Regions from separate parts of the Mus musculus genome. Here regions 1 and 2 are each linked to region 3. A link is a loop called in an ENCODE intact Hi-C map of the cell type or tissue named here. Cell type or tissue: left cerebral cortex. All regions are shown on one strand.

What was found. Hi-C counts contacts between places; a loop is a spot of excess contacts. Peaks named below come from ENCODE experiments on the same cell type or tissue, not always from the same donor. Only the 100,000 strongest peaks of a DNase experiment are listed, where the experiment ranks them.
Region 1: it touches region 3 in a loop (2.4-fold over the local background); 12 of 42 quality-filtered maps call a loop at or near these places.
Region 2: it touches region 3 in a loop (2.3-fold over the local background); 10 of 42 quality-filtered maps call a loop at or near these places.

Annotation. Positions count from the first base shown.
Region 1 is chr5:115,065,644-115,073,643 of GRCm38, forward strand. All of the region lies in intron 2 of Sppl3 (signal peptide peptidase 3), which reads left to right. Among named protein-coding and RNA genes, the nearest start is that of Rpl37rt, 38 kb to the right of the region's middle. In left cerebral cortex, no CTCF peak of the experiment used is centred here; DNase peaks (open chromatin) are centred at 3,274 and 6,685; H3K27ac peaks cover 641 bases.
Region 2 is chr5:115,080,528-115,088,527 of GRCm38, forward strand. Sppl3 (signal peptide peptidase 3) reads left to right here. Exons shown (of 11, transcript NM_029012.2): 4 at 1,694-1,813; 5 at 2,898-2,976; 6 at 4,326-4,438; 7 at 7,763-7,869. Among named protein-coding and RNA genes, the nearest start is that of Rpl37rt, 23 kb to the right of the region's middle. In left cerebral cortex, CTCF peaks have their summits at 3,885 (motif pointing left) and 7,099 (motif pointing left); no DNase peak of the experiment used is centred here.
Region 3 is chr5:115,007,513-115,015,512 of GRCm38, forward strand. Sppl3 (signal peptide peptidase 3) reads left to right here and starts at 4,012. Exons shown (of 11, transcript NM_029012.2): 1 at 4,012-4,103. The coding sequence starts at 4,081. In left cerebral cortex, no CTCF peak of the experiment used is centred here; DNase peaks (open chromatin) are centred at 3,556, 4,290, 4,451 and 4,702; H3K4me3 peaks cover 2,729 bases; H3K27ac peaks cover 1,227 bases.

The sequences.
Region 1 (8,000 bases), 58 kb after region 3:
CCCAGCCCCTGTTTTCTTCATTTTTACTATATGATAAGGTATATCATAAGCTCTGCTATGACTTCCATACCTGTGTATCATTGTTTCACCACAGTCACGCACAAACACATTCCTATTCCTCCCGCCCCGTGGGCTCTCGTCCTCTCCCAGACAGTCCTTTTCTGCTTGTGTGTTTTTCTTCTTGGTGTCACTGCTGTCCAGTTTGGACTCAGTGCGTAAGGAGGCATGTCTCTGTTGGGTGACTGTGCCCAGCATGGAGATTTCCACTTCTGCCTGGTTTATGTAATGATGCCCTTTCTTTTGTTGTTGTTTTTGTTGTTTTGTTTTGTTTTGTTTTTCCAGACAGGATTTCTCTGTGTAGCTCTGGCTGTCCTGGAACTCACACTGTAGACCAGGTTGGCCTCTAACTCAGAAATTCGCCTGCCCCTGCCCCCCAAGTGCTGGGATTAAAGGCATGTGCCACCAGTGCCCGGCTGTCATTTCATTTTTTATGCTAAATAAAGCATGTGTGTCTGTGTCACATTTTAGAAATGTATTTGTCCAGATGGGCAGTAGTGTTGCACACCTTTAATCTCAGCACTTGAGAGGCAGAGGCAGTTGGATCCTTGAGTTCAAGAGCATCCAGTGCTACACAGAGAAACCCTGTCTTTAAAAATAGAAAAATAGATCTATTGATCCAATGAGTAACATGTAAGAAGATGTGTGACTTGCATGTCGCCACATAGCAAACACTGTTGTAAGGGTGTTAGTGCTGACCACACAGCCGGAAACTGAGCTAATGCTGGGATTCTGTCTCAGTCCAGAGTCAATGTCATTGTCACCCCCCTTCCTCTCTTAATCTAGTGGGTATAGGTGGTGTCTCATTATGACGTTGATTGGTGTTTCCTCGTGGCTTATGGTGTCCAGCTCTTTTCATGTGTTTATCTGTCATCATGTAGAGTCTTTGGTGAAATGTCTGTTGAGAATCCCCTGCCCTTCCCCCCACCCCCAGCTCTGAGGGTCAAGTGTAGAGCCATGAGCATGCCATACTTATTCTGAGCCTCTCTCTCTCCCCCTCTTCCTCTCCTTCTCCCCCCACCCCTCTCTCTCTCCTTCTCCCCCCACCCCTCTCTCTATCTCTATTTTTATTTTCTTAGTGTTGAATTTAAGAGTCCTTCACATACTATGAAGATGCCTTTATCAGATAAGTGCTTGCAGAACGTTCCACATTTAAGTCTCTGAATTTTTCTTTTTATTTTCTATATATTTATAGTTCGTATGTTTCCTGATGGACTGACCTTTATAAAATATCCCTCTATTACCTGTGGCACACCACCCCTTCGGAAAACCTCTTTCTCCAGAAATATTTACATTGCAACTTATAACAGTAGCAAAATTACAATTATGAAGTAGCAGTGAAATAATGTTGTGGTTGGGGTCACCACAGCATGAGGAGCTGTGTTAAAGGGTGGCAGCATCAGGAAGGCTGGGTGCCACTGTCTCTGCTTTCTTAAAGTTTCTTTGTTAATATCTTACTGAGTCTGCTAGAATACCCATTCAAAGTCTTTTTATTTTATAGTTTTAGAGAGCTTGTTAAATATCTCTGAGTGAAGCCCCAGTGGTGGATTTAGAGAGACATGTGGGGACTATGTGTGGATGTGGGGAGTGCACACGAACGCAGTTTCACAGCTCTTCTCCTGGAGCTCCCGAATGAGACTCACAGCACCCTTGAGTGTAAAATGCTCCAGCGTATGTATGGTCGGAGGCCACCTCACCGTCTGGCTGTTGACCCCTCTGTTATTCCTGACCTAGGTCTTAGACACAGCATGGTTGTCGACTGAATACAGACTCTGTGTCCTAACTGTTCAGCACATTCTGTCAGACCTAAGGCAGCCTTGGGCAAGCCCAAGCTCTCCTTGTCTACTGCACACAGTGCAGGGTTTGCAAAGCAGCCCTAGGTCTCTGCTCAGGAAAACCTTTGAATCTAAAGAGTAAGTTGAGTTCTGTTCATAGAGTGAGGATGTTTTGAGGCCAGCCTGGTCTACGAAGTAAGTTCCAGGACAGCCAGGGGTATACAGAGAAACCCTGTCTCGAAAAACCATAAATAGATAGATAGATAGATAGATAGATAGATAGATAGATAGATAGATAGATAAAAGAGTGAGGATGTAGCTGAATTTAGAACACTTGACTTGCCAACCATGTATAATACCCTGATTTTGAGGGTTTATTAAATTATTCATTTTGGCTTATGTATGTGATGCCTGTGCATGTTTGTGTGGGTGTGCATAACGGTAGCGTCCTCCTCAACAGCCCTCCAAACCTTACTTTGTGAAATGATGTCCCTCACTGAGCCTGGGGTTCACTGGGTCAAGTAGGCTGACTGACGTCAGCACTAAGGATCCTCCTGTGTGCAACCAGCACTGGGTTCTACACTGTGCCGCTGCATCTGGCTGTGCTCTGGGCCTCCTGCTTGTGTGCTGTGCTGACTGAGGCATCTTCCCTACCTTAGCTGAATACCATTCTATTCCTTTCTTACAAAAAGCACAAACCCTAAATAAAGCCTTACTAAGACATTGAGAGTGTGTTGAACAACTTCCTGCTATCGTGTCATGATAGACTCTTGTACATGGCATGAAGTGTGGTATTTGACACTAATTAGTTGACTTGAACTCCGTCCAGCTCAGCATACCACCACGGTGTCATGTAAAAGGCTGCTGACTTGATAACCTGTCTGGAATATGGCAGCATGTGTACAGCTCATCTAAAGCAGACATCAGATGGGAGGAGAGGCTGCAGTAGCTGAGTTTATGTGGTGCTCTGAAACCTATCCTTAGCACACTAGTGCATGAAAAACTGTGTGCACTGTGTTAGTCCTTCTTTAAAGATGGCGCAGTGGAGCTTGGCATGGTGGTGCACGCTTTTAATCCCAGCACTTGGGAGGCAGAGGAAGGCAGATTTCTGAGTTCAAGGCCAACCTGGGCTATAGAGTGAGTCCCAGGACAGCCAAGGCTACACAAAGAAACCCGGTCTCAAAAAAAAAAAAACAAAAAAAGAAAAAAAGAAAAAGAAAAAAAAGAAGAAGATGGCTCAGTGGGAAAGACCCCTTGCTATGAAAACAGAAGGATCTGAGTTCACATCTCCCACACACATGTAGAACTGCATGTGGCTACAGTAACACTAGGGTTAGGTGATGGAAAAATACAGATTCAGCCAGCTTAGCCCAGACAGTCTGATCCAGTAATAGATCCTGTCTCAAAAATGCCTCCACAGATGCTCACATGGGTGTATATTCCTGCATACAGCGTACACCCCCCCCCCACACACACACACACGGAGGTGGGGGAGGCCGGGAGAGCTATAGTAAATGTATTTATTCATAGAGGATAAAGGTTCTAGGGCCTCTTGCTTTGTATCATCGTCGCCGCCGCCATCATCATCATTTTGCATATTTTGTATTGTGATTACCCCTCAGTTACTTTTCCTTGTTTAGGAAGTAGGTAAAGGTCAGGCAGCTGCGGTGAGATGGTGACTCAGCAGCTCTGAGCTGCTTAGACAGCAGAGAACTTTAAGATATCAGCAGGATGGGCTTTATCCAGACTCCTCTCCTTGGCCTGTGGGTTTGGTCTTCACATGTAGATGGTGCCTTCACTGGTCCTTCTCTCCTGACCGTGCAGACGGAAGGTCCATCTGTCTCTCCCTTTCCCTTGCCCACATCTGCTTATCTATTTCCCTCAATAGCATTTTAAGCTAGGTGTGGTAGTGCACACCTTCGGTCCTAGCACTTTCAGTGCAGAGGCAGGTGTACCTGGGAGTTCAACACCAGCTTGCTAGACCAGGCTAAAGCCTGCACAGTGATACCCTAAGAGGAGTAGAAGAAAGAACTATCTTACCTATAATACCTCTTTAAAAACTGTTTGCAAATACACTTACATGTTCAGGTCCTGTGGTTAAAACTGCAGATAGGAATCTTGTGAGTATACCATTCAGTCCCACATAGGTAGAGAGTGATATTACTGTCAGAGCACAATACACTCAATGATTTTGAAGAGGGATAGGATAAAATAACAAACAAACACACAGGGTTTCTTTGCTGTCTAGCCCAGGCTGTCCTCAGACTGGCCATTTCCTGTGTCTTCATCGTGAATGCTGACTGTGTGCATCACTGGTTGCATATTCATTCCCCTCTGGAAGCTTGACCTACTGCTGCTTCTCTTGAGTCATAGTTGGTATCAGTAGAAATGAAAACATTGGTCTAGGTCTTTTTTTTAAGACAGGATCTCACCACATAACCCTGGCTGGTTCACACTTTTGATGCAAACTTGGGGAATTCTCTTGCCTCGGCCTCCAGCTGCAGGGATTTTGGATACGTGCTTGCCTCTTTCTGTTGATCATTTTTTACTTCCGTCTTGTTTATGCATTTGTATGTGAGTAATTCTGTTTGTGGCAAATGTGGAAGACCTCTTAGTAGAGTTGATTGTCTCCCTTCATATTTGTGTGGATAAGACTCATAAGCTTTTGACCTGCTAAGCGTTCTCATAGCCCACATTGCTCATTTAAACATTCATTTCAGTAACCCAAATGTGCTCTTTGTTAAGCAAATAGCCAGGGTACGGTTTGAATGGAGTGTGTAGTAATAACATCTTGATGTAAAGGCATCATATCATGTTGTAGAGCAGAAATAAGATTAAGGTGGTGAGACAGGGCTGGGGTGATGGCGGGGGGTCATCTCTGCAGACAGAATAGACTGATCAATGGCTAGCCAAGCACTGGGCTGTCTGCAGAGTTAATAAGTTACCAGGTAAGTTAGGATAAAATTCCACAATTCACAGCCATCCTGGTACCTAAGACAGAAGTCTTCCCACAAAGGCAGTATTTAAACAGCTGAAGTCTGCTGTCAGCTGTGCAAGTGTACAGGCTGTGACTAGATCCCAACCCAGGCCCAGTGATGGAACAATGTAAAGTTGGAAAATAAGACCTCCCAGCATCAGGAGGCAGAGGCAGGCAGAATTAAGGCCAGCCTGGTCTATACAGAGGAACTCTGTCTTGGGGCGGGGCATGGGAAGGTGACTGCCTCCATAGCACCTCAGCTAAGATAAAATGTGCTTGCCTTGCTTGGTCAGTTTATTTGAAAATATTCAGGCTGGCAAGATGGCTCAACAGCTAAGAGCACTGACTGCTCTTCCGAAGGTCCTGAGTTCAAATCCCAGCAACCACATGGTGGCTCACAACCACCCATGATGAGATCTGATGCCCTCTTCTGGTATATCAGAAGTCAGCTAATAATAATAAATGAATCTTTGGGCCAGAGCAAGGACTGAGCGAGTGGGACTGACCAGAGCGAGCAGAGGTTCTAAAAATTCAACCCTGACAACCACATGAAGGCTCACAATCACCTCTACAGCTACCATGTTCTCACATACATAAAATAAATAAATAATAAAAATCTTTAAAAAAAATATTCTTTAAAAAGAGTGTGTGTATGTGTGTGCGCGTGCGTGCCCTCCCGCCCGCCCGCCCGCCCGCCCACATGTCTCCAACAGAGTGGAGAAAAACAGGTCAAATCCAGAGGAGTTGTAGTTACAGGTTGTTATCAGCCACCACACACACACACTACCCCCACCCCCACAATAGACACTAGAAACTGAACACAAGAGCTTCAACTGCTAAGTCATCTCTTTGGCTTTTTGGGGGTTTCTTCCAGAGTTTCTCTGCATAGCCCTGGTTGGTTGTCTTGGAACCTAATCTTGAACTCAGATCCAACTGCCTCTGTCTCCTGAGTGCTGAAATTAAAGGCCTGTGCTAAAAGTAGAGTTTTAATAGCCCTCAGCTAATAATGACTTGGAAGAGTTAAATGCTGGCTAGCACTGACCTCAGCACCAGGCTCTTTTCCTCTACCTTCTGAGATATGTCGGCTGTGTGTAACATCCATGCCTCAAGTAAGATCAAAAGACAGCTGGCAGCTTTCCAGCCCAGAGGAAGGGTAGAAGCTAGCCCAGGCAGAGATGTGAGTAAGGGTTCTTCTAAAGTTCCCCAGCTGCCACAAGGTCAGAGAGGCAGCACGGCTGCACAGCTGTACTTACCAATATTATGTTCATTAAGTGGGTCAGAAAACTCAGGTTAGTGCATGTTTTCCTAATGCGCACCCACAGGGAAGAACCAGTCTTTGTGTTCCATTGGCTGCAACACATTCCTAAACACTCCAACCAGTCTAGACCTGTGCCATCAAATGATGAGCTCTGTCATGAGACTAATGAACACTGAGGGGACAAAGGAATGGATAATACACTGAAAATTACCACCACGCTTGTCATGGTAGAGGCTTTAGTTTGAAACTTGAATGCAGGCCTTTGGTCTCTAGGTGTTTTGTTGTTGTAGACCTAATTGGAAGTGAGAAATGACAATTTGTCCTCTAGGGCCAACTGCCAAGAGGCAGTTAAGGCAAATCCTGCCGAGCATCCTCCTCTGCCTAAAAGTAAATGTGTGACCCCAAGTGTATGCAAGCAGAGCTGGTGAGAGTTTGTTAGAATCAGACAGCTGAAGAGCCTAGGTTTGTTGATGATTATTATTACGCACATTCGCTCTCTCGCTTGCGCGCTCTCCCTCTCTCTCCCCCTCCCCTCCCTCTCATGTGTGTGTACAAGTTGGAGGAACCAGTTCTCTTACTCCACCACATAGGATCCAGGAACTAGGACTTGGCAGCAGTCTCAGCTGCTGAGTCATCTCTCTGGGCCTCTAAGATGCCTGTCATATAATCAAAGATCTTTACATTCCATGAAGCAAAAACTGTAGACAGAGAGGGAAGCAGAGCCCACAAATACAATTTTAAGAGGCAGTGTCCTTCATTCCATAATGGAGCAAAGCAAGCAGAAAGAAAATGAGCGTTATTACAATGGACGTGACTGATGTCCTTGTGTGCTTATATTGTATGTGCACCTGCGTGGACAAGCCAGAGGACTGCTGTCTTCCTAGGTCTGTATCCAGTGAACTTGAGATCCTCAATTGGGCTAGATTGGCTGACCTAAATGCTGTCCTTTCCCCAAGTACTGAAGTACAGACGTGTGCCATCATACCCTGCTCTTGGCATGGTCGCTAGGGATCCAAACTCAGGGTTGCACAGCACTGTTGACTGAGCGATCCCAACAAGCCCCACTTAACCAATCCTCTATCAGTTCAGCCTGTCATTTGTGAAGTGCCTCAACAACAAAACAGGTTCTTTATTTAACATATGTTAAGATATTTGCTAATATTGGCCATATCAGAGATATGAAACAAGTTGGAATATATAACACATGATCTGTACTCTGTTAGCTCGGACTACCATAGCAAAATATGTTGTAGTATAGATGGCTTAGACAACAGAAATTTCCTTCTCCGAGGCTAAACTCAAAAAGCAAGTGTGTGGTTGTGAAAGACCCAGGGAAGGCGCACACACCCAGTAGGACTCAGAGACTGAACTCGCTGTAAGTACACGAGGCTTTAATGGCATACAAACACACAAACAACAAAGGAGCGCTCAAGCCAGCATGCTGGGGTTGAAACTCATGCACCGTGCAGGGGGCAGAGGAGTTCGACCCCGGCCCAAACTTTTTACAGGCTTATAAAGGCATAAACCATAAACCAAAAGGGGGGAGCCGAAAGAATTTGCGCGGTTACACATGATTGGCTTATTTAAATGTCGGCGGGGTGATTACAAATTAACAGGGCAGTACGTGCCAGCTAAGGTATAGGGAGACACAAGGGCTTGGACTTCTCGAGGTCAGCAGGACACCTGGTCAATGTATGATTTATGGTGGGCTATAGGGAGGCGCCGCCCGGGAGGCGCCATCCTGCCAGATGGCCATTTGGTCCGTCCTGATAGCCCTGGCTAGTTCCTGCACTCTCTTTTTTATCTTTTATGGCAGACATTTCTTAGCTACAGGGTGGGTTTGGCTGTGCCTGGACCCGCCTGGGTCTATTCTTTAGCCATGAATTTCTTGAACTTAGATACCAAAATGCTATAAGACCCAAAATTATAAGTT
Region 2 (8,000 bases), 73 kb after region 3:
TTAACTTTAAAGATTATGTGTATATTGTAGGGTATGGGCACAAGAGTGTGAGTGCTCACAAAGGCCACAAGAGTGCATCAGATCCCCTGGAGCTACAGATACACAGGCAGTTGTGACCTGCCTGGTGTGGTTACTGTGAACTGAACTCAGGTCCTTTGTAAGAACAGTGTGTGAAATCTTAACCACTGTCAGCTCTCCCCAGTGTTAACAATAGCTTTAAATGTCCCCTTGTCATTTTCCACCCTTGATGCCTAAGTTCCATCTCGAAAGGGTCATTTACTTGCAGCCTTAACACAGATTTCTACTTTAAATATTCGTTATAATCGCTTGTGAGGCAATTTTCATATGACATCTCAGCAGGATTAATTAGGTCTATGGCATACAGAACACAGGGTGGGGTGCGGGGTCCCTCATTCAGCCACCACCAGATTCTGATACTCCCTTCTCTGCAGTTACTCTGCTCACAGGTCTCAGCTCCTGGTGCAAAATTAACATTTCTGTGTAGAATTTTAGCTAGACCTAACCCCTAGAGATTTAATTATCTAAGTAGTATAATGTTTAAGACGATCTCTTCAGAACTGGCAGGGTGGCTCAGCTGGTAATGGCGTGGGCTCCTGAGCCTGGGAACCCACATGGGAGAAGGCTACAACCCCACACGCTGTCCTCTGACCTCCACCCACATACAGACACAGAGAATAAATAATAAGTAAGTAAATAAGTAACTGTAATTCCAATTAATGAAAACCTCTCTCAGTGATTCCTGTGGGCAGCTAAGAATTAAGAGAGAACACTGAGCTGTGTCCTGCTCTGTCCCAGGACTTTTTAATCTCCTTCTGATACCTTAAAATTTCAAAGTCAAACCACCACCACCACCACCACCACCACCACCACTCCCTCCCAAGAAGCTGGGCAATGTCAGTAGGATCCATGCCTTTAATCTCTGCCCTCAGGAGGCAGGGGCTGGAGAGGGCAAACAGGTGGGTGTCTGTGCGTTTGGTCACTGTCAGACTGAAGGCACCGAGGACAGCAAGAGCTTAGCCTCTCTTGTTGAAAGCCTTAGGGCCTGGAAGCCACATATAAATCCCAGGAACCCCCTAAGTTCCATAAGTTACTGTAAAATGCACAGGCACGTTCCTTGAAGGACAAGGATGGCCACTGTAGAACATGGAGTCTGGATAAAGACTGAGGTCATGGCAGGCCTAGAAACTGAGGTCCAATTTCAGTTCACCAAGCAGCTGGGAGGATGGCTCGGCAGTTAAGAGCACTGGCTTTTCTTCCAACGTTTGATTCTCAGCACCCGCATGCACAGCAGCTAACAGCTGTTGGTAAGTTTAGGTCTAGGGGATCTGGAGCCGTCTTTTGACTTTCTGTGGGTACTGTGTGCACACACACCTGCATGTGGGCAGTACTCCATACATAGCAAATAAAGAAGACAGTTTAAAAATGCACTTCAGTGCTTAAACCCTCTGGGGTAAAGTGAATTCCCTTCTGGCCACATATTGAGTTATTTCTCTGATGACCTGTTACCTCAGGCTGTGAGAACGTATATGACCTCTGATCTCTTAGGTGACATCAGTGCATCATGTCGTGCTTAGCCTGTGCAGTAGTCTATGAAGGCGGCGGCGGGGGGTGGGGGTGGGTGTTATGTTGCCATTATGAAGTAAGGGTTAATGTGTCCTGTTTTCCTCTTCAGGCATCCAGACCATTGATTCCACCCAAGCACTGTTCCTCCCGATTGGAGCGTCTGTCTCTCTCCTCGTCATGTTCTTCTTCTTTGATTCAGTTCAAGTCGTTTTCACAATATGTACAGCAGGTAATTTAGCTGCAAGTTTACTAAAAGGAATCAAAATTGTAATGTATGTGCCATGCCATGTGAGTTCTTTATCTGTTGCCAGAGTCTTCAAGAAAGCCAGGGATTGGAAAACTCAGGAACTTTAGTGATGCCAAGTAGTTGTGACTTGTTTCTGGCAGACAACTCACAGGTCTTGTTAGTCACAGTGGCTGTTAGCATCCTCTACTAATGCGTCTGCAGATAGAAATATTGAAAGCCGGGCTGTGGTGGCGCACGCCTTTAATCCCAGCACTTGGAAGGCAGAGGCAGACGGATTTCCGAGTTTGAGGCCACCCTGGTCTAAAGAGTGAGTTCCAGGACAGCCAGGGCTACACAGAGAAACCCTGTCTCAAAAAAGAACAAAACAAAACAAAAAGGGAGAAATATTGACAGCTAATCACAGCTGCCAGCTTTGCAGTATTTCCAGGCTAGGCAAGGATGGACATACAGGGACAATATTATCCAAAGATAGGTGACTTTAAGAGCGTGTCTTCTGCCTGCTGTGAGTTCCTTCTTCCTGAGTTACAGGAGAATAAGAACAGCATTCCCGGGCTGGTGAGATGGCTCAGTGAGTAAGAGCACCCGACTGCTCTTCGGAAGGTCCAGAGTTCAAATCCCAGCAACCACATGGTGGCTCAAAACCATCCGCAACAAGATCTGACTCCCTCTTCTGGAGTGTCTGAAGACAGCTACAGTGTACTTACATATATTAATAAATAAATCTTAAAAAAAAAAAAAAAAAAGAACAGCATTCCCTGTCCCCATCTATGGCACACTAGGTGCTAGGTTTTTGTTTTTGTCTTTAATGTAGCTATCCATGCACTATTGAAAGACCTCTCCTGGGCACACAGCTCAGTGCTACGTACGTATGTACATACATTCATACATACGGCCCCTGGGTCCCAGCTTGAGCACGAGCAGACAAATAGGGGAAAAAGATCATTTAGGTAACTTTTCTACTTGCTAAGAAAAATATATTAGAAAACCATCTTCTATGAGTTATGCCATTTTTTTCCTGTAATGGGTAAAGGAAAAAAAATTAATGAAACATATTTTCTTTTCCTAGTTCTTGCAACAATAGCTTTTGCTTTTCTTCTTCTCCCGATGTGCCAGTATTTAACAAGGCCCTGCTCACCTCAGAACAAGTGAGTACTCGGATCTTTCCCTCTAGGGTATCAGTAAAGGGTGTTGGCCAGAGACTGGGGAGTGACGTTCATATGTCCTTTTTAAAGTTGGAGATAGAATCTCCCTTCCCTCCTGTGGCACAGGAAATGCAGACACCCTCACATGTGGGATCACTGTCACCTGCTGTCGTCTGCTCCCTGTCAGCTAGAGTAGGAAGGAAGTGGGGAGAGCAGAACAGTGCTTGCGTTCAAGACTCCGTGGGTCTCTGGTGGCCTGCAGGTACTGCTGCCTTGGCTCACTGCATTGTTGACATCTTCCCCCAGGAGCCATTGCTCCACAGACATGGATGGAGGTGGCCTTGGATAATAATCATTTGTGGCATCTGGTTTTTCAAAAATTAGTGACGGCCAAGTACATTTCCCCATCTTACACATATTATCTCATCATTGCTAAATGAATGGAATCTGTTCCTTTCTTGATTTTATTTTTCTCTTAAGAATAAGATTTGCCGGGCTGGTGAGATGGCTCAGTGGGTAAGAGCACCCGACTGCTCTTCCAGAGTTCAAATCCCAGCAACCACATGGTGGCTCACAACCATCCGTAACGAGATCTGATGCCCTCTTCTGGAGTGTCTGAAGACAGCTACAGTGTACTTACATATAATGAATAAATAAATCTTTAAAAAAAAAAAATAAGATTTGCCTTATATTTAACTCCCAGAGACTGATTCTTTTACATTATACTTTTAGACAGCAATGTTGATAACTTAGTATTAAAAAAAAAATAGTCAGGCTGGAGGAGAGATGGCTCAGTGGTTAAGAACACCGACTGCTCTTCCGAAGGTCCTGAGTTCAAACCCCAGCAACCACATGGTGCCTCACAACCATACTTAATGAGATCTGATGCCCTCTTCTGGTGCATTTGAAGACAGCTACAGTGTACTTAGATATAATAATAAATAAATCTTTAAAAATATAATAGTCTTAGTGCAGTGGTTCAGTGGGCAAAAGTGCTTGTCTACTTAATCCTCTTTGCCTGAGCTCAATTCTTGGACTACCCAGTAGAAGGACAGACTGACTTTACAATGCTCTCACCTGACCTCCACTCATACCCCCCCCCCCCCCACACACACACACAGTGATAGTAATGATAAAATGTAAATTAAGAAGATGAACTGCATTCCCATGTGGGAGCTAAAGGATAATCCCTGAGTATTTCATAGATGACGCCAACGAGGCTTGGGTCTCCTAGGATCCTGGGTCTTAGGTATCGCCCTGCTCTGACCCAGCCAGTGTGAACACTGATCACGGGGTCACTCAGCCACTGAGTGCCGCTCAGTGCCCCTCAGTCCAGCCAATGTCTTTTCCAGGATTTCCTTCGGTTGCTGTGGGCGTTTCACTGCTGCCGAGCTGCTGTCGTTCTCCCTGTCTGTCATGCTCGTCCTCATCTGGGTTCTCACTGGCCACTGGCTTCTCATGGATGGTGAGTGATGACGTACATAGGCTGTGGCTGAACCTCGTGTGGTTTTATAGCTCACGGCCTCAACTGTGGGACCAGTGCAGATATGTAAATTTCAAAAACAGTTGTGAACAGCAAAAGTTAGTTCAGAATCAAACACACAGTGAAACCACAGCTTTGGCGAGGTGCACGGGTACTGCAGCACCATGTGCCTTCACTGAAAGCCTCGTTCTGAAGACACAGCATGCCCTGACTCAAAGACCTCTGCTCATACTGATGCATATGTATGCTATAGTTGCACTGTTTGTACTTCAACTCCACATCTTCTCTCTCAGAGAAACACAGTGGTGTAATAGAACTCGGTGGCGCTTCATATTCTGCTGCCATTTTTCAGCATGCAAATATTGAATTAGCATAGCTCGGGTTGGGTTGGGTTGGGTTGGGTTGGGTTGGGTTGGGTTGGGTTGGGTGGGGTGGGGTGGGGTGGGGTGGGGTGGGGTAGGGTACAATTGCTATTTAAAGCAGACATAGTGACACATGTGTGTGTTTGTTCCAAAACAAAGTTTCTCTATGTAGGCTGGCTATCCTGGAACCCATTCTGTAGACCATGCTGACACAAGCTTTTTAGGTCCAGCATTGCAGTAGCAGGAGGACCTCTGTGAGTTCAAGGTCAACCTGATCTATGAAGCAAATTACAGGCACCAGGGCACCAGGGCCACACAGTGAAACCCTCTCAAAGAAAAAAAAAAGATAATTAAAAAAAATTGCTGTTTTGAGTTGCTGGCCTAGTTTTTAATTTAAAAAAAAATACAACAAAACAATGGAATAAATTTTGGCTTCAAATTAGGATAGAATACTTAAGTTTCCAAAATAGTCATAAGCATACTTCTGACATTTGGTATTGTATACATATGGAAAGCCGCATTCTTGGCAGTGACAGCTATCATCTCTGTGGAATAGTGAAGGTTTTTCCTAGACAGCATCATTCAGCCAAGACTAGTTCATGTAAAAATGTCTAGCATAGTATTAGTATCCAGATTTTTTTTTGTCTCCAGTAGTAAAATTATGTCTTTTAAGTTTATAATTACCACTGAATGTTTGCTTCGCATACCAATTCTATATGCCTATAATGATTGAGCAGAAGGAAGCTGAGCTGCCAGCAAAGGAGGTGCAAGCCTGCTGTGGACAGTTCTCACAGACTCAGCTAGGCCTTCCCGCCCCTGTGCCCAATGCTACACCAGCGCAGTTTCTCCGTGGCCCTGGGATGTGCCCGTGAGCTTTCCTAAGGCAGGCAGCCATAACTACTCACGAGTTCTTCCTTAGAAGACTGCTCTGTAGCCAGTTTATCACTCATTCATAGTTATTGCCCCCATTTTTGCTTAAGACAAGTTTTCAGGTAGCTATTTCTTTATATAAGTGGAAATAAATATTACAAATATAATAGCTAAAAACAGATACTTGGGTAGAATTGGCTCAGTGGGTAGGAACACTTCCTGCTCTTGGCAGAGGATCTGAGTTCAGTTCTCGGCACTTCTGTCAGGAAGCTCTCAACGGCCTGTAACTGCAGCTCTGAAGGTTCCCACCCCTTCTGGTTCTGCAGGCATCTGCAGAACTCATGGTTTTGTTTTGCTTTGCTTTGTTTTGTTTTTTTTGAGACAGGGTTTCTCTGTATAGCCCTGGCTGTCCTGGAACTCACTTTGTAGACCAGGCTGGCCTCGAACTCAGAAATCCGCCTGCCTCTGCCGCCCAAGTGCTGGGATTAAAGGCGAGCGCCACCACGCCCAGCAGAACCCATGTATTGAATGATACGTTGTGGTGTGCTTCTTCTTTATAGTCATAGCATATGCCACTATCATCGTAGAAAGAAACATCTGAAATAGCTCTAGAGCATTCTGAAGTACGTGTGTCATTTAACTGTTTCTGGGTCCTTACATTGTCTTTTTAAACACCTAAAATAAACATGCTAGGTCTACTCCTTGGGATAGATGTGGCATCACTCTGATCCACCTAGGCAAGTGCACTTGCTGTGTCACGGCATACATGATTTTCTAAAGATAAATTTCCAGGCATGACGCCTCTCCCTAGTAAAGGTTTTCTATATTTACTGTGTGTGTTCCAAACAGGGTTTCTCTGTGTAGAGCCCTGGCTGTCCTGGAACTTGCTCTGTAGGCCAGGCTGGCCTTCAGTTCAGAGATCCGCCTGCTTCTGCCTCTGAGCACTGGGATTAAAGGTGTGCACCTCACCACTTGGCTAATTATATTTTATATCTATAGTTATCTCTCCTTTTAGAATGAGTACCGACACAAGCTAAGATTCACTGAATGTGGTAATGTGGCTCAAGGAGTAAAGAAGATTAACCCAAGTTCAGTCCTGGGGACCACATTAGCCAAAGAGAACTGACTCCCACGAGTTGTCCTTTAACCTAAACATATGCCCTAAGAAATAAATGTAATAAAAGAATTGTAAAATCACTATACATGCTTAAAACCCTGAAGCATCATACACACTTAAAACTCTGCACAGTTAAAATGAAAGAATGTATATCCTAGGGCTGGAGAGATGGCTCAGCAGTTAAGAGCACTGACTGCTCTTCTGAAGGTCCTGAGTTCAATTCCCAGCAACCACATGGTGGCTCACAACCATCTGTAATGGGATCCGATGCCCTCTTCTGGTGTGTCTGAAGACAGCAACAGTGTACTCATATACATAAAATAAATACATCTTAAAAAAAAAAAAGAAAGAAAGAAAAGGAAAGGAAGAAAGAAAGAAATTGGCCTTAGAGGACATGTGTATAAATTAGGTCAGAGAACTGGGAGGCGGATCGAAGGAAGATTGTTGGCAAATACGTAAGATTAAAATGTTGTAGATATTACATTGATGGACTGATAGGGAAAATATAATAGAGAAAACAGTGAATTGTTGGAATGGTGTCTGAATGAAGGGAGAAGACTCAGGAATAAGTTAGCTTTTTTTAAGACAAAGCCTCACTCTATAGACCATGCTGGCCTTGAACTCAGAGATCTGCCTGCCTCTGCCCTCCTGAGTGCTAGGCTTAATGTGTGCACCACTCTTGCCAGCTAAATTGGCTTTTTAATAGGGTAATATCCTCTGACCGGAGGAATAGAGTGTCAAGACAGGAGTGCAGAGGATGACAGACCCCGGGTGCAGACCTGCAGGCAGTCCAGCCTTGTATGGCAGAATGCTGTGACCTACCTCACACCCTAGCAGGTCCTGGTGGATGGGCTGCCCAGTAGAAACAGTTGTCAGAGCATCTGGGCTGGCCAGTCAAGAGCTTATGGAAAGAGACCTCCATCCACACGCTGATCCCATTCTTCCTGTACACTCTAGCTCTGGCCATGGGTCTCTGTGTTGCCATGATCGCCTTCGTCCGCCTGCCAAGCCTCAAGGTTTCCTGCCTGCTTCTCTCAGGGCTTCTCATCTACGATGTCTTCTGGGTGAGTGTGAACTTCCTGTTCTCTTCTGAATTTAGTTGAAGTGGATGTTGCTCAAAGCTGTCTGAGTCCCCAAAGCCTGGCATGCCGACAGTCTGAGGTGATTGATTCCCTCTGGTGTGGGGCGCAGGTCT
Region 3 (8,000 bases):
AAGAGAAGACATGGGCACCAGGTGTCTGGGGAAGACCGACTACCCCTGCCTATTGGTGCGGTGTCAGGGAGAAGACACAAGTGAGATACTGGCTCTGAGGATGAGAGCATGCTTAAGCCGGGCCTGGCAATGCCTGCTCCCCGGAGTCTGTGCCTGAGGCGGATGATGGGTCCTGGGAGGCTCTCCCCGGAGTCTGTGCCTGAGGCGGATGATGGGTCCTGGGAGGCTCTCCAAGGCTCCTTTGAACATGTTCAGTGGGTAGAACCTATAATTACCATGGGGATAATTAGAGGCGCTTTCATGCTCTCTTTCAACAAATATTACACAAGCTATGGCCCTCTCATCTTGGGAGGGGTGGGGTGGAGTTGGTGGAGATCAGAGTGCCCCTCCTGGGGGGGCGGGCAGCCAACACCTGAAGCCTTGCCAAACACACCTGACTCCTGGCCAAAGCTCAGAGTGTTGGAGATACACCTGGGGCTGCTCCAGCTTAGAGCTGAGTGTCTCTGGCACGGGCACTGAAAGTCACTCTTTGACTTCCAACCAATGCTAGGGCTCCAGTTCATTCCGGTCTGGCCTTTCCAGAAGACCACAAGTCTGTGGTGCTCTTGATGGTGACCTGGAGATGCCTCCTGCATCCTGACAGGCTTAGCCTTCGATGCCTGAGCCACCAGGCTCTGGGCTTTGTCTTCATCTCTAGGGACCGTGCACACGGGGTTTCTGGGGCCTGGGAGACCTTCCCAGCCCCACCTAGGGCAATTTGGTTCTTGTCATAGGCTCTGTGTGTTTTCCTGGGAACCATTTTGGGAGCTTCTGGTTAGCGCAGAGTCTTCTGTTCTAGGGAGGCGTTGGGTTTGTTATCTCGGTCACTTCAGCTCCACTCTCCTCAGACTACTCACTTGGCCTAATCTTCTGTGACTCACTGCGACTCAAGCCTAAGAGAATTGCCCAGAGGCGCCTGCTTGTCATTTCTGTTTTGTTAGCTACTTGTCTGGTCTGTTTTGTTCCCAACTCCCTTGAGAAAGTTCTGGCACCTCCCATAGCCACACCTGGTTATGGCTTCAGGCCTTTCCCATGGGATCTGAAACCCCAGTCACTCCGCTTGGAGACTCAGAGTGACTGTGTCACGCTTAAGGTCACAACTGGCTTTTTTGCAGAAGTACCTAGAATTGTTAAGGCTTCTGCAAATGTCAAGAATTTGGGCTTCGCCCCGGGCGTGGTGGCACTCGCCTTTAATCCCAGCACTCGGGAGGCAGAGGCAGGCGGATTTCTTTCTTTTTTTTTGTTTTTTTTGAGACAGGGTTTCTCTGTGTAGCCCTGGCTGTCCTGGAACTCACTCGTAGACCAGGCTGGCCTCGAACTCAGAAATCCTCCTGCCTCTGCCTCCCGAGTGCTGGAATTAAAGGTGTGCGCCACCACACCCGGCTTTTACCTTTTTTTTTTTTTTTTTTGGTTTGAAACCCTGTCTTGAAAAACCAAAAAAAAAACCAAAAAAAAAAAAAAAAAAAAAAAAAAGAAAAAGAAAGAAAGAAAGAGAAAGAAAAGAATTTGGGCTTCACTGTTTCATCTCCCCAGGACACCAGGGGTTTGGGTTGGGCAGAGGTTTGAAGGCTGATACCTTTCTAGCTAGAAAAAGGTGGTTTTATTGAGACCTTGGGTTAAACCCTCTCTGACACCTTTTCTTGGCCTCTCTGGTGATACTAAGGAGGGGGCCACCTAGAACCTGGCTGGTCCCAGCACCTGGAATGTGGCGGGGGTGGGGTGGGAGTGGGGGGAGAGGAAGGCGGAAGGTATGTGGGAATAGTGAACTTGGCCTTTTCACGAAAGGCTTCCTTTCCCCCTGGAGAACAAGCAAACAGAACCTGTATATAGGGCAGTGGCCAACTGACCTCTCCGGTGACAGAGTCAGGGTGTGGCATTCCCTGTAAGCCTGGGCAGGCCCTGGGAAACTAAAAGAGTCAGAGCCTGGCTTAATGATGGGCGAGCCGGAGAGGATCCTGAATGGGCAGGTACTGGAGACTTGCTCTGCAAAGGGAGAAAGAGATAGGGTTTCTGGGAAGCGTACTGTGTTCGTTAGCCAAGCATGGCCCCCAAACCTCATCTTTCCATTCACAAGCATAGTGACTGAGCGGGAGGCCTAGGGAGGCCTTCAGAGCATGGTCTCCACCCATCATTTTAGTGTCTTTGTCCAACAACCTGTGGCATAAACTGTTCATTCCTGCCTGGTTCCAAGCTCAGCCCAGAAATTCCCATTACTGGGTCTTGCTCTCTGCCGCTCTCTTGGCAAAATGATTTTTCTGTTGGTAAGCCTCTTGTGGTCTGAGGATGTCTCACTCCTGCCTGAGAAAATGTTCTCCAATGCCTTTGGGGAGGGGGTTCAGTTCATTGTACCATCCTGTCTTTACCTCAGGCCTACGTTCCTGAGGTTGGTCTCTGGTCCACCACAGCTTTCTTTCTTCTTCTTCTTTCTTTCTTCTTTCAAGATTTCATTAGCTCAGGCTGGCTTTAAACTTTGTGCCAAAGTCTGTAAGTCAAATTCTCTGCATATCTGAGGATGACCTTGATCTATTGCTCAGTATACACCCCTCCCCCCAAGGCCCACCTACTACAGTTCTGGGAGTACAGTGTCTCGTGGTCTAGTTTTGTTGCTTTAAAAATCCTCCACGTGTCCCTTCAGCCTGATAACCAGTGAACTTTTTGCTGTTTCCATAGTCATTTTTCCAGAATGTCATGTGGTCAGAAACATACACTGTGTAGCTTAAATATGTTTCCTCATCTCTTGCTATATGCTTCTTCACGTTTCTCCCTGTCTTTCATTAACTCATTATAGAGTCTCTCTATGTATTCTTGGCTGGCCTGGAACTCACTATGTAGACCAGGCTGGCCGCAAACTCTTAGAGATCTGCCTGCCTTTGCTGGGATTAAAGGCACGCACCACTAGGCCTGGGTTTTTAAATTTTTTTTCCTAACACATGGTCACACACAACGCTCTAACAACTGAGTTATGCCCATTCACCCTATCAAAGTAGCCTGCACCCTTCCTTTAGTCTCTATTAATTGCTCTCCATTATTAATAGCCCCATGACTCTGAAATAATCTTCGTGCTTTAGCCAGCTCGAACCACCTATGTCTCTTCCCTGAGAATATGCATGTAAGGACAAGGGCCTAGGTGAAGGCGCTGACGCCTAGCTGGCACCCAACAAGGACCCCGCTGATCGCTTCTATGAAGACGAGCATGGTAGCATTTGACTTGGCACCAGGCGCCGCGAAGGGACGTTTGCAGAAACCAAGGAGGGGGACCGCGCAGCGCGGGAACCCGAATGCAGCGCTCTGTCCGCATTTTGACAGTTGACTGGCAGCTGAGGACCCAGGGACAGCCGACGGTGGATGATGGAAGGTTGACAGCTGAGTGGCAGTCAACCGCCGCGCACCGGGGAGGACCACTGCGCGCCCAAGGGGCCTAGCGCGCGGCGGCCGCTGCAGCTAACCGTAGCCCCGAGCCGACCTGGGCTGAGCGCTCCGCGCATGGGCAGCGCGCGCGAGGGGGCGGGGCGCCGGGGTCACGTGAGCGTGTTTTGGGCACGTGACCAGCGGCCCGGGCTCGCCCCCGCCCGCTCGCTCGCTCCCTCCTCCCTCGGCGGGCGGGTGTGCTTCGAGCGGCCTCGCCTCACCGCCTAGCGCCCCCCTCAGCCGTTGCTGCCGCCGCTGCCGCCGCCGCCGCCGGCCATGTCCCCCGGCCGCCGCCGCCGCCGCCCGAGCGCGGCGCTCCCGCGGCCCGGCGCGCACTGAGCGCGGGCCCGAGCCACCGTTTCGGGGCCCTTGTTCTCCGCGCCGCCGCCGCCGCCGCCATGTTGGGTTTGGAGCCGCAGCGGAGCCGCCGCCGCCGCCGCGGCTGACGAGGCCGAGCGCGGAGCCCGGGGCCCGCGCCCGCTCCGGGGCCCAGGGAGCGGGGCCCGTCGGAGTCTGTCGGAGCCCGACTGCCTGTCCTCCGTGCGAGCGAGTGAAGGAGCGAGCCGCCGGGGCCCCCGGCCGCGCCCTCTGCCGCCGGCCGAGCGAGCCGCGGAGCCCCCGAGAGGCAGCACCATGGCGGAACAGACCTATTCGTGGTGAGTGCGGGCTTTTGGGGACGAGGAGGCCGGGCCGGGCCGGGCCGCAGGTGCTCGCGGGGCTCGGGGTGCGGGCCGCTGGGCGTCCTCCGAGCCCGGGGGAGGGGCGGTCATTCGAGCCGCGCAGCGGAACCGACTGGCGCGGGTGCTGGCGGGCCAGGGGGGAAGCTGGAGAAGGGTGGGCAGAGAACGGGCCCGGGCGAAGGTGTACCCCACTCTCGGCGAGAACAGGTGGTAAGAGGCACAACTTGCAAGTAGTGAGGGCGGGAGCGACCGCTTCCGCGGTGGGCAGAGGCCCTGCGGCCCCGTGATCGAGCCCTGGCACAGCGGAGAGGGGGAGTCTTGTTCCAGGATGGCCACATTCTGTAAAGGAAGTCGTCGGTAGCAGCGGGGTCATGGGTAGTCTTTGTAAAGGGGTTGGTACTCTGCTCTGGGGATTCGAAGAGTGCTGGCCGGTGTTCTGGGGGTGGAGGGCTCGATCACGGGAATGTGTGTGTGTGTCCGTCCAGGTTGAGTCCCCCTGCCTGTGGGACTTTTTTTAGCAGCGTGTTTAGGGCTGAGGCACACACACTTGTGATTTACAGGGGGGAGGTGACAGATGCGTCCAAGTTTGGGGGGAAAGAGGTGAGAAGGGCAGAGGCGTGGAGTGTTTGCCGCGGAAGGAGGTTGGTTGTACCGGGGGCGAGTGGGAATGGTGTAGTTGAGCTGTGGCTTGAGGGTGAGAAAACAGGAGATGGGTGGGTTGGTGGTAGGTACCGGGCGGGCGGGGAACCTGGTCGCTGCAGCCTAAGAGATCGGAGATGGTTTCAAGCACTTGTGGCTTGGTACCAGAACTGTCGACTTTTCCGAAGAGTGGGGTTGAAGGTCCGCTTCGTTTTGTAATTGGAAAAGTGAGTTAGTTCTTCATTCCTGGACCCTAAACCTTTAAGTACCAGAATTGCCTTTTCCCTAACCTGTACAGATTGTGTGGCTACCTTCGGAAAAGTGAGTTAGTTCTTCATTCCTTGACCCTAAACCTTTAAGTACCAGAATTGCCTTTTCCCTAACCTGTACAGATTGTGTGGCTACCTTCCCAAAGCACGGGGCAAACTGTCAAGTGTTGGGAGCGTAAGTGAGCTGTAACTACCATAGGGAGACAGTAAAAGAGCCGGGTTATACACGAAAACAAGGGATGGTTATGCTAAGTCGGGAGCTCACTGTGTCCTGATGGAGGGTTAGTGATCGAACATGCTTTAGTAATGCAAACGGCAGCGATGTATGCACAATCTGAAAAAGAAGGTAACTGGGAAGTTGAGAGGAAATAACTAAAAGAAAAGTTGGGTTTTGGTGGCTCCAGTTGTGGTTTAAAAGGACAGACTAATAGTTGTGAGCAGCAGTGAGGGAGGGGCATCTCAATGGCAGGTGGGATTCAGTTTCTTACCTGCAGATGGACTAGGTAATGTTGGTGCTGCCATGGGCACTGGCAACACCTAGAGCTTGCTTGTCCTGCCCCACGAGGACTCCTCTGTGAATCCTCATGGCTGCCTTGTTGGTTTGGTTTGGTTTTGAACTGTACTGTAAAAAGAATATGGATTGGTTGAAAAAAAAATACCAGTGATGAGGAACTGGGGAAAGTGCTGTGTGCAACACACATTCGCAGCCCCAGTTTGGAGCCACAGAGTGATGTCCTGTGTGTAACATTGAAGGTGAAAGTGCCTTAATGGGTAGGTAGGCCACCTACAGCTTGTGTGGTGCTTGTGGGCTAGGTAAAGAGACTACTTTGTGGAGGCTGATCATTTATATGATAAACTCTCTTGAAACACTCCCTTGGGTCTTGACTTTATTTGATGGAATAAAGGAAGCAATCGAGTGAGTGCCTTGCCATCAGGACCCTCAGCCCCTCCTTTCCAGCTTGTTTTCAGGAGCAGAGTCCACAGTGTCCTGAGGAAGGATGGTGCACAGGGGAGAGGGCTGGGAAGCTCGGCCCCTACCCTGTTTTCTGGTTCTTCCAAGTCAACCAGGGCACAAGAACTAAACACACAGTATTTGGCAGATAGTTCTCACATGTCTCTAAGGAGGGGAAATCTTCCGTATTTCAGAGGAGGACACAGGCTCAGGAGGCCAAGTGATGTGTCCTGAGTATGTGGCCCATGATGCTTTGTGAACTCTCTGCTTCACCTATTCTCACAGAAATATCAGAATGCAAGAGCTATTCTGGACATATATGGAAGCTGAAGTTTGGATTTTTTTGGTCATTCTTCACTTGTTTTTTTTAGACTTATTTATTATTATATGTAAGTACACTGTAGCTGTCTTCAGACACACCAGAAGGGAGCATCAGATATCATTATGGGTGGTTGTGAGCTACCATGTGGTTGCTGGGATTTGAACTCAGGCAGGACCTTTGGAAGAGCAGTCAGTGCTCTTAACCGCTGAGCCACATCTCTCCAGCCCTTCACTTGGGTTTTATAGATATATATAAAAATGATACTTTAAAAACAGAATCAAGTGTGATTATTTGTATTCTGCATTTAGGAAGAATGTAGTTTTATCTGAGAACAAATCCCAGAAGGGATGTAGTATTTAAAAATAGGCTTATGTTATAGCCTCTGACATGTAAGTTACATATAAAGCAAGATTGCTGGGATTGGTCAATACTGTGATGAGCTCACAAGTTTGTTATTTTATTCTGTTGACTTGTACATATTTAACTTTTTTGTAATATTAAAAAAAATGGACCCTACCTATAAGATCATGTGGTTCTGATTTCTTGTACATGTTCATTTCCTAGAAAATTTTGTCACTCAAAGGTCTAGCTCAAGCTCCATCTATCTGAAGTGTGTTCTGCCCATTCCTGAAGGCAGTCTTGTTATTTTTAGTACTTGTGGTCCTGTCTGCATCACCTCTTCCACTTGTTATGTAAATCCTGAGCCTGGTCACTGTCCTTTGAGAGAGAGGGCTGTGGTACACCTGCCCTTTAGCCTCTTCTAGTGCCTAACACAGTGTCTGGCACACAGCTTTTGTCCAGGAAACCCTGTGTGGTGAGTATGACAGGGGCTACTGCAGGATTCCTGTCTACTAGGTTTCCTGATGTCCCATCATATTTACAATATGGTGTCATACTTTGTTTAGTCTTCTGAGACAAGGCCCACTGTGGCATCCAAGCTGACCTGGAACACATGATTTCAAGCCGACCTTGTAATCACTAGGTCAGCTACCTGCTTATCTTTTGGATGCTGGACAACAAGCCAGCAACACTGCTCCCTCTTGAAGTTTGGAAGGATGCCAGGATCTTCTTTTTTCTATTTGTTTTGGTTAGCCTTTGGTTTTTATTTGTTTGTTTTGTTGTTTTGGGCTTTTTCTTTTCTTTCTCTCTTTCCATCTTTCTTTCTTTCTTTCTTTCTTTCTTTCTTTCTTTCTTTCTTTCTTTCTTTCTTTCTTTCTTTCTTTCTTTTTTTGGGACACAGGTTGCTCCAAGTTTAAGGCTGGCCTGAGAATGGCTTTATACTCCTGACCTTTCTGCACCTCCTCTTCCGTGCTGGGATCATGGGCAATGCTGCCACATGGGTTCCCCTAGTGCTGGGGGGGGGGGGGGTTCAGACCCAGGGCTTTACTCACTCACATTATGCAAGTAGTCACCTACTGAGTGCATCCCAGCCTCCCGAAAGCCTCATGAATTAACCGTCCTTTTTACTCTGAGGAAGTAAAAGAATGCATGCAAACACACGAACTGAAAGTTGAAGGGAAACACTTGCCCAGTGTGTACTTATGAGTAGTTGTTTCAGTGTAAGTACTGTGAGAAGCCTGAACTTGGCACTTGAAATCAATGCAATCTTTGTGTAGGATTGCACTTGAACCTGCTAATGGTTGTGCTTGGCTTACTGTTTCTGTAGGGAGAAGGCCATCTTCCTGCAACAT